Regions from separate parts of the Homo sapiens genome. Here region 2 is linked to region 1. The links are chromatin loops, found by intact Hi-C in ENCODE. Cell type or tissue: heart left ventricle. All regions are shown on one strand. Links, peaks and the distances in the headings refer to the core of each region. The heading gives the core; the rest is flanking DNA. Region 1 has its middle 110 kb from the start of RAD23B. Region 2 has its middle 210 kb from the start of TMEM38B.

Region 1 (2,911 bases), core at 154-2,653:
GGAAGGACATAAAGCTTCGGAGAGCAGTTGAGGAAACCCTACTAATTTCCCCCCGACCTGAGGTACAACCCGGCCTGGAAATGCATTCTGTCCTGCTCATAATACAACACAAGCGTGTGAGGTTTCAGGGTAGGCAGTGAGCCTGTGTCCTCTCACATGTCTAATGCAACATCTTCTTGGGGAGAATATTGACTCTTCCAAGTGGAAAGCTGGCCTGGAGCCTCCTAGGAAAGGTGGCAGATGGAGCTTGGTTGATTCATGATACCATAGCGTCTTGTCCGTTTGTTGGATTGAGTATCCCCTGAAGAACTTTCCACACCCAAACCTGCCCTGGGACATTCAGTTCAACCCTCTGCAGTGAACTTTGGCCCAAATAGCAAGAGATTTGCTTCCACCAGGGCTTGGCCACAGACCAGCCGTGTGACTCTGAGATAATTCTCACTCTGTGACTCAATTTCCTCAGCTACTCTTGAGATAATTTTCAACACCGAAAAGAACAACTATTGCTGTAGCCAGAAATAAAAACTAGATATTAGTTATGCTAGATATTAAATGCCATCCAAGAGACAGTAAATTTAAGGGCCCCAAAGTGGTTTCAGGTCTCTGAGAGGAATTTACTCCCCAGCTTTGGAGAAGAAGCTAAGTGCTGTCCTTCTATTTCTGTCCTGCATTCAAAAAGTCATAAATAGTTAACTGTGTGAGTCCTTTTTTAAAACCTCCCAGAAGCATCTAAAAATAGCCTCTGGGGGCTCAATGCATATTTCCTCAGGTCCTCCTCTTAATCTTTCAGTATAGGTGGTGACGATTTATTGTTACTGTCACCTATGGATTTACAGAAACAAAAGCAGCTAGGCTGGAAGGCAAAGAGAGGAAGCTTTTCGTGTGGGAAGGGTCTCTTGGGAAGTGGAACCTAGCATCAATACAGGGATGAGACATGTCACCTCTCCTTTCCTTGGTTTCCCTGCTAGTAAAAGGGGAGAGAAGGAGAAGTCTGTCTCCCCAGGGTGCAGTAAGAATCTACCCTCAAGTAGGAAGCTTCAACAGACAAAGCAGAACCTGCCAACAGCCAAATGCTATTATGACAAGTCAAGTCCACACTCATTACATGCCTTTGCAGTGCATGTCACCCCTGCCGTTTCCTATCTCCAGGCCCAAGTGGGGCCCCTTCTGCCAGTTTTCCAGCCCAGTGGCATGACCGGAGGCTGACTGTCCATCATGAGCTTGATGGACAAGGGACAGGAACAGCCAAGCCCAGCTCAGCTACCTGCCTGTTCTTTTCAACCATGCCTCTGCTTCCCTTATGCTTAACAGCAGCATATAGCACCCCTCTCTGACTCTCAGCCATCTCCTTCAGGCAGGCATCCTTGCAAACAGACCATCAGCCCAGGGCGCTCCTATGGACTTAGAAGGAAGGATAGGGCAGGAACATTCCTGGCGGCCTCCGTGGCCTTGGTCCTCTCTCCTAACAATGCACAGTAATTAGCTGCATCTCGGGCCCCCTGACACCCCTTAACCTGGAAAATCAGGCAGACTTGTGCGACAGCAATCAGCTCCCAGACACATCCAGCCGTAATGTGATTACGCCATTTACCAAAATGCAAAGAGAGATACTTGAGGCGTTTCTGATTAGGGCTGACATTATCCCTCTAATGGGACACCGCATTAATCAAAGCTGTTGCTATGACTATGGCGATGGTGGGGAAATAACCCCAGCTTGATTCTGGGCCTACCCAATGCCGCCAAGGAAGAGGTCAGCTTTTGTTAGGGACATAGCAGAAGAATTGCTTCTTCCTGCTTAAGAAGGGCTTTCTATTGAAATCGCACCAGCAGCCAGAAAGACAGGCCTCTGTTTTCTTTCATTACACTGGGATTTTCTGGTGCCATTGCTCAAGATGACTCGATAGCATTGTTCTGGGAGGGACTGGGATGTGCGTGTGTTGGGGGTGGGGATATGGAGGCTGATTTGTGGGGCTGTCAGAGCCTTCTGCTCTCCAGAACTGTATCTTAATTGCTGGGTGGCCCCCTGGGAATCATGTAGGGCATGAGAACCTGGGGGCGGGGGAGAAGGATGATCTGTGGAAAAGCCCAGCTTTTCCCATGGCATAAACACTCTGGGCTTCTGCTGCTTTCTCCATTCCAGAGCCACTAAAGCATTTGGCAGAGACAAGCCTGCACCACACACCCTATGACAAGGCAGATGGAAAAACAGGCGGGAATGAAATGGATCTGAAAAGCCTGTGTGGAAAACCCCCTGGCCTCTACTCCGGGCTGTGGAGAACCCATGAACTACAGGGGAGGGCAGGGGGAGACCAGGTGATGGGGGCTGGGGATGGGGTCATCAGAACCCCATGATGGCTAGATAGAGGTAAACTGTTCCAAACACCCAAGGCAGCCTTCGCTCCGGTGCAGATACTGAAAGGGAAATAGAGGTCAGTGATGTGGCATAGCTCCTCCCCCCAGGACAGGGATAGAGCAGTGGAGAAGAATCAAGGAATCTGGTTCTAGTTCAAGTCCTTTCTGGAATTTTCTCTGAGCTTGGTTTTCCCATCATCAGAGTGGGGTCAATGAAATCTACTCTGCTGTCCTCATAGAGGTGTAAAGGTCGGTCAGACCACTTCCTCTGGGGGAAAGTGATTTGTGAACTCTGGAGCACAGATATTCAAACTTGGCTGCATTTGGGAGTCACCTGAAGAGGTTTTTGAAGTTCTGAAGCCGGGGCCCCAGCATCAGACGTTCTGGTTTCATTGGTCAGAGAGGCGGCAGGGTGTGGGGATTTTTCAAAGCTCCAGGGGATCCTCATGCACAGCCCAGGTTGAGAATCACTGCTCACAAGTGCTGTAGGGAGCCGTGCCCTGCCTTTGAGCCTCATTTCCTATATTTTTTAATGAGAATAAAAATTTTTTAAAGTAAA
Region 2 (2,911 bases), core at 205-2,704, 1.3 Mb before region 1:
GCTGATACATGGAATCTGCAGCCTCTCTTCCCTCCAGGGGCTCTATTCCAGGGAGATCAGAATTCTGTCCATAAACCCTTGGCTGGAGTTGCTGAAATTCCCACAGGGAGGCCCCACCTGGTGAGGAGGAATGGGTCCGGGTCTGGCCTAAAGAGGCAGTCTGGCTACAATCTGCCACGGCCACTGTGCTGCACTATGGGGAATTCCTCCTGGGTCCAAACTACCCAGTTTCCTTGGCACCAGCAGGGAAAAACGGCAGACTGGAGCTGCAGTGATGGCTGCCACTCCTCTCCCAGGGAGCTGTCATCTTAGTCAGCAAGCAGCCACAGTGATGGTGGCTGCCCCTCCCCCTGGGAACTCTTAGTCTTAGGCAGTCTCGGGCAGTCTCCAGCCAGGCGGCCACAGAGAATCTGCACATGAGGGGTAAGTGGTGCCAATGAGCCTAGAGAGGTAAGTGAGGATGTGCAAAGCAGAGATTAAGATTTTGATCTTGGCCTTAGAACAAGAAGTCATTGATGCCATTAAAGGAATCTTAGTTTCATGTTGTTAAAACCAGTCTGTTAGAATTATGAAGAGTAGATTGGATGGGACAAGAAGTGCATCCAGGTAGGAGGCTGTGCCAGTGCCCAGGCAAGAGCTAATGGAGGTTCAGACTTGGTGGTGCACCAGTGGAAAAATCTGAGGGTTATTAAGAAAGAAAAGAATGAGACTTGGTGATAGATTGTTATGAGGGGTTATGAAGACTAATAATACTCCTTACCTTTTAGGGAAGTAAGGATGGAATGAGAAAACACAGGAACAATGCCTGCACAGAGTAGGCATTCAATAAATATTAGTTTCCTTCCTCATCCTTGAACCTGGGTTTCTGAGGCTCTATCAGCCCTTGAACACTGTTTTGGAGATGTCAGCCTACAGCTTCAGCTTCCCAGAGGGTTCAAGGGAATCACCTCCCACCTTTCTAGATTCCACACTTTTGCTGCTATTGCCTACCTTGTGGCACTTAGTGGGCAGCCATTCCTTATATAGAAATTACTGTCAACCAAGGTCCTCAGGTCTGTGTCTTCATGCTGTCAAAGCCCACCTCTGCCCCATGCACCATAAGCCGCAGATGAGGAGAAAGTGCAGATAGGTTAGTCCTCTGCTTAGGTGGAGCTGAGACCCCATGAGGGGGTCTTCTTGATAGCTAAGCCACGGACTGAGCAATACCTGTCTCCTCAGAAGAGGAGGGTAGGGGGCAGAGGCCATGTGGCTTCTGTCTTTCCCCAGGTAATATATGGGAGGAAGGGATTTGTAAAGAGATCATAGGGGAGAAGGTCTCAGCCAGGGCTCAGGCTCACATATATATGCAATTGTGTACATGTACCTGTGTACCCAGGGCTGTCTGCAAGTGCATGCTTATGAGTTCACATGTAATGGCATTATGTCCATGTGCTTGGCATGCTTGGGCTCAGGTCTGTATGTGCATGCATTTTTCCATGTGTGCACATACATGCTTGGATATGTGGAAAGTAGGTATGTGTGCATGCGTGCACATCATGTATCCATGTGCTCCGTGTGTGTCTCTGCAGAAGCCTTGGGCCTAAGCAGCCCCACCCCCAGAGTCACACATGCCCCTGACTGCCAGCAGGTGGCCCCTGAGCACCGTGTGCTGGGCTCTGGGGAAGGGGTCAGTGTGTTCCTGCCTCCCTCTCTTTCCTGAGAATCCCTGAGGTTAGGAAGTCCAGAGCGTTCTCCACTGCTCTAGCCTCTTGGGACTTTACCCCTGAGGCTCTGTTTACCTGAGATTCCACCCTCTTGCCACACAGAGGAGAAGCAAAGCCAGTAGCCAGGGGGCAATCCTGGGCTTAAGGAAGGCAATTCTGACCTGCCTAAGGTCCTGAAAGTGTCAGGGCTTACCTTTACATAGGGCTGCTGAACACCTGTGGTGTTCCTGGCTCTGTGCAAGGCTCTTGCAGAGAGATACTGGCCCAGACCAAGGCAGGCAGCAGGCACATAGGCAAGCCCTATGCCTGTGCTGAGGCTGGGGAGGAGTGTGGTCTGAGGATGAGGACTGTTCCATCTGGGCCACAGAAGGGGCAGAAGACAGTGCCCAGGGATACTTGCTGACCCCTGCTTGAAGTGGCACTGAGGCCAAGCAAGAGAGACAGATGGCATTTCCCTTTCTTGGAAGGGGGGCAATGCTATCATCCATATCTCATAAAGACAGCAACCAAGTACACAAAGACAGGCAATCTTTATTAATTGTGACTGTATGGCCTCAGGATAGTCAGGAAGGCTTGAAAAGAAAACCAAGGACTCAGTTGGATTTGACCACATGCACCTGAGAGCCACCAGAATGCCAGAGAGCTCCGTTAGTCCACTCTGCCTGGTTTAGTCCCCATGAATGGCTGTGAGCAGACAGGCCCCTGGATGGCTTGTTTCCGGATCTTTGGTGCCTCGCAGAGGGCTGAGCCAGGGTGGACACTCACTGGTGACTCCATGGTTTGGAGCCTTGGTGGGCAGTGCCTGGAGCATCTGGGAGGTGGGGTGCCTAAGTAAGGGCAGTCGAGGTGGTAGAGGGCAACTGGAAAGAGATGGTGGTACTTGAAGCTGAGTTTGGACCAGAGCTGCTCTGGTTGGGTTGGAGGAAGTCTGAGAGAGGTGAGGCTCCAGAGAAGGGGCCCAGATTAAACCGCTATAGAGCTGGGAAAGACCCGAGCCATCAGGCAATCCTGTGGTTTTTACCCTGCTTCCTGCAGGGCACTAGGGGACCCCCGATGTGCCCCAGAGCAGTCAGTGGTGGTGTGAAGGAAGCAGAGAGAGAGGCATTAGGTGAGACTCTAGACTCCTGCCTCAATTCAATCGAAGCCACTCAGGTTTTTTTTTTTTTTTTTTTTTGAGACGGAGTCTCGCTCTGTCGCCCAGGCTGGAG

Evidence for each region. Hi-C counts contacts between places; a loop is a spot of excess contacts. Peaks named below come from ENCODE experiments on the same cell type or tissue, not always from the same donor. Only the 100,000 strongest peaks of a DNase experiment are listed, where the experiment ranks them.
Region 2: a loop joins it to region 1, with 8 times the contacts of the local background. A loop is called at or near these places in 29 of 110 quality-filtered maps.

Annotation. Positions count from the first base shown.
Region 1 is chr9:107,174,884-107,177,794 of GRCh38, forward strand. No RefSeq gene overlaps it. Among named protein-coding and RNA genes, the nearest start is that of RAD23B, 110 kb to the right of the region's middle. In heart left ventricle, for the core only: no CTCF peak of the experiment used is centred there; DNase peaks (open chromatin) are centred at 398 and 1,178; H3K27ac peaks cover 1,833 bases.
Region 2 is chr9:105,900,033-105,902,943 of GRCh38, forward strand. No RefSeq gene overlaps it. Among named protein-coding and RNA genes, the nearest start is that of TMEM38B, 210 kb to the left of the region's middle. In heart left ventricle, for the core only: CTCF peaks have their summits at 1,629 (motif pointing right) and 1,832; no DNase peak of the experiment used is centred there.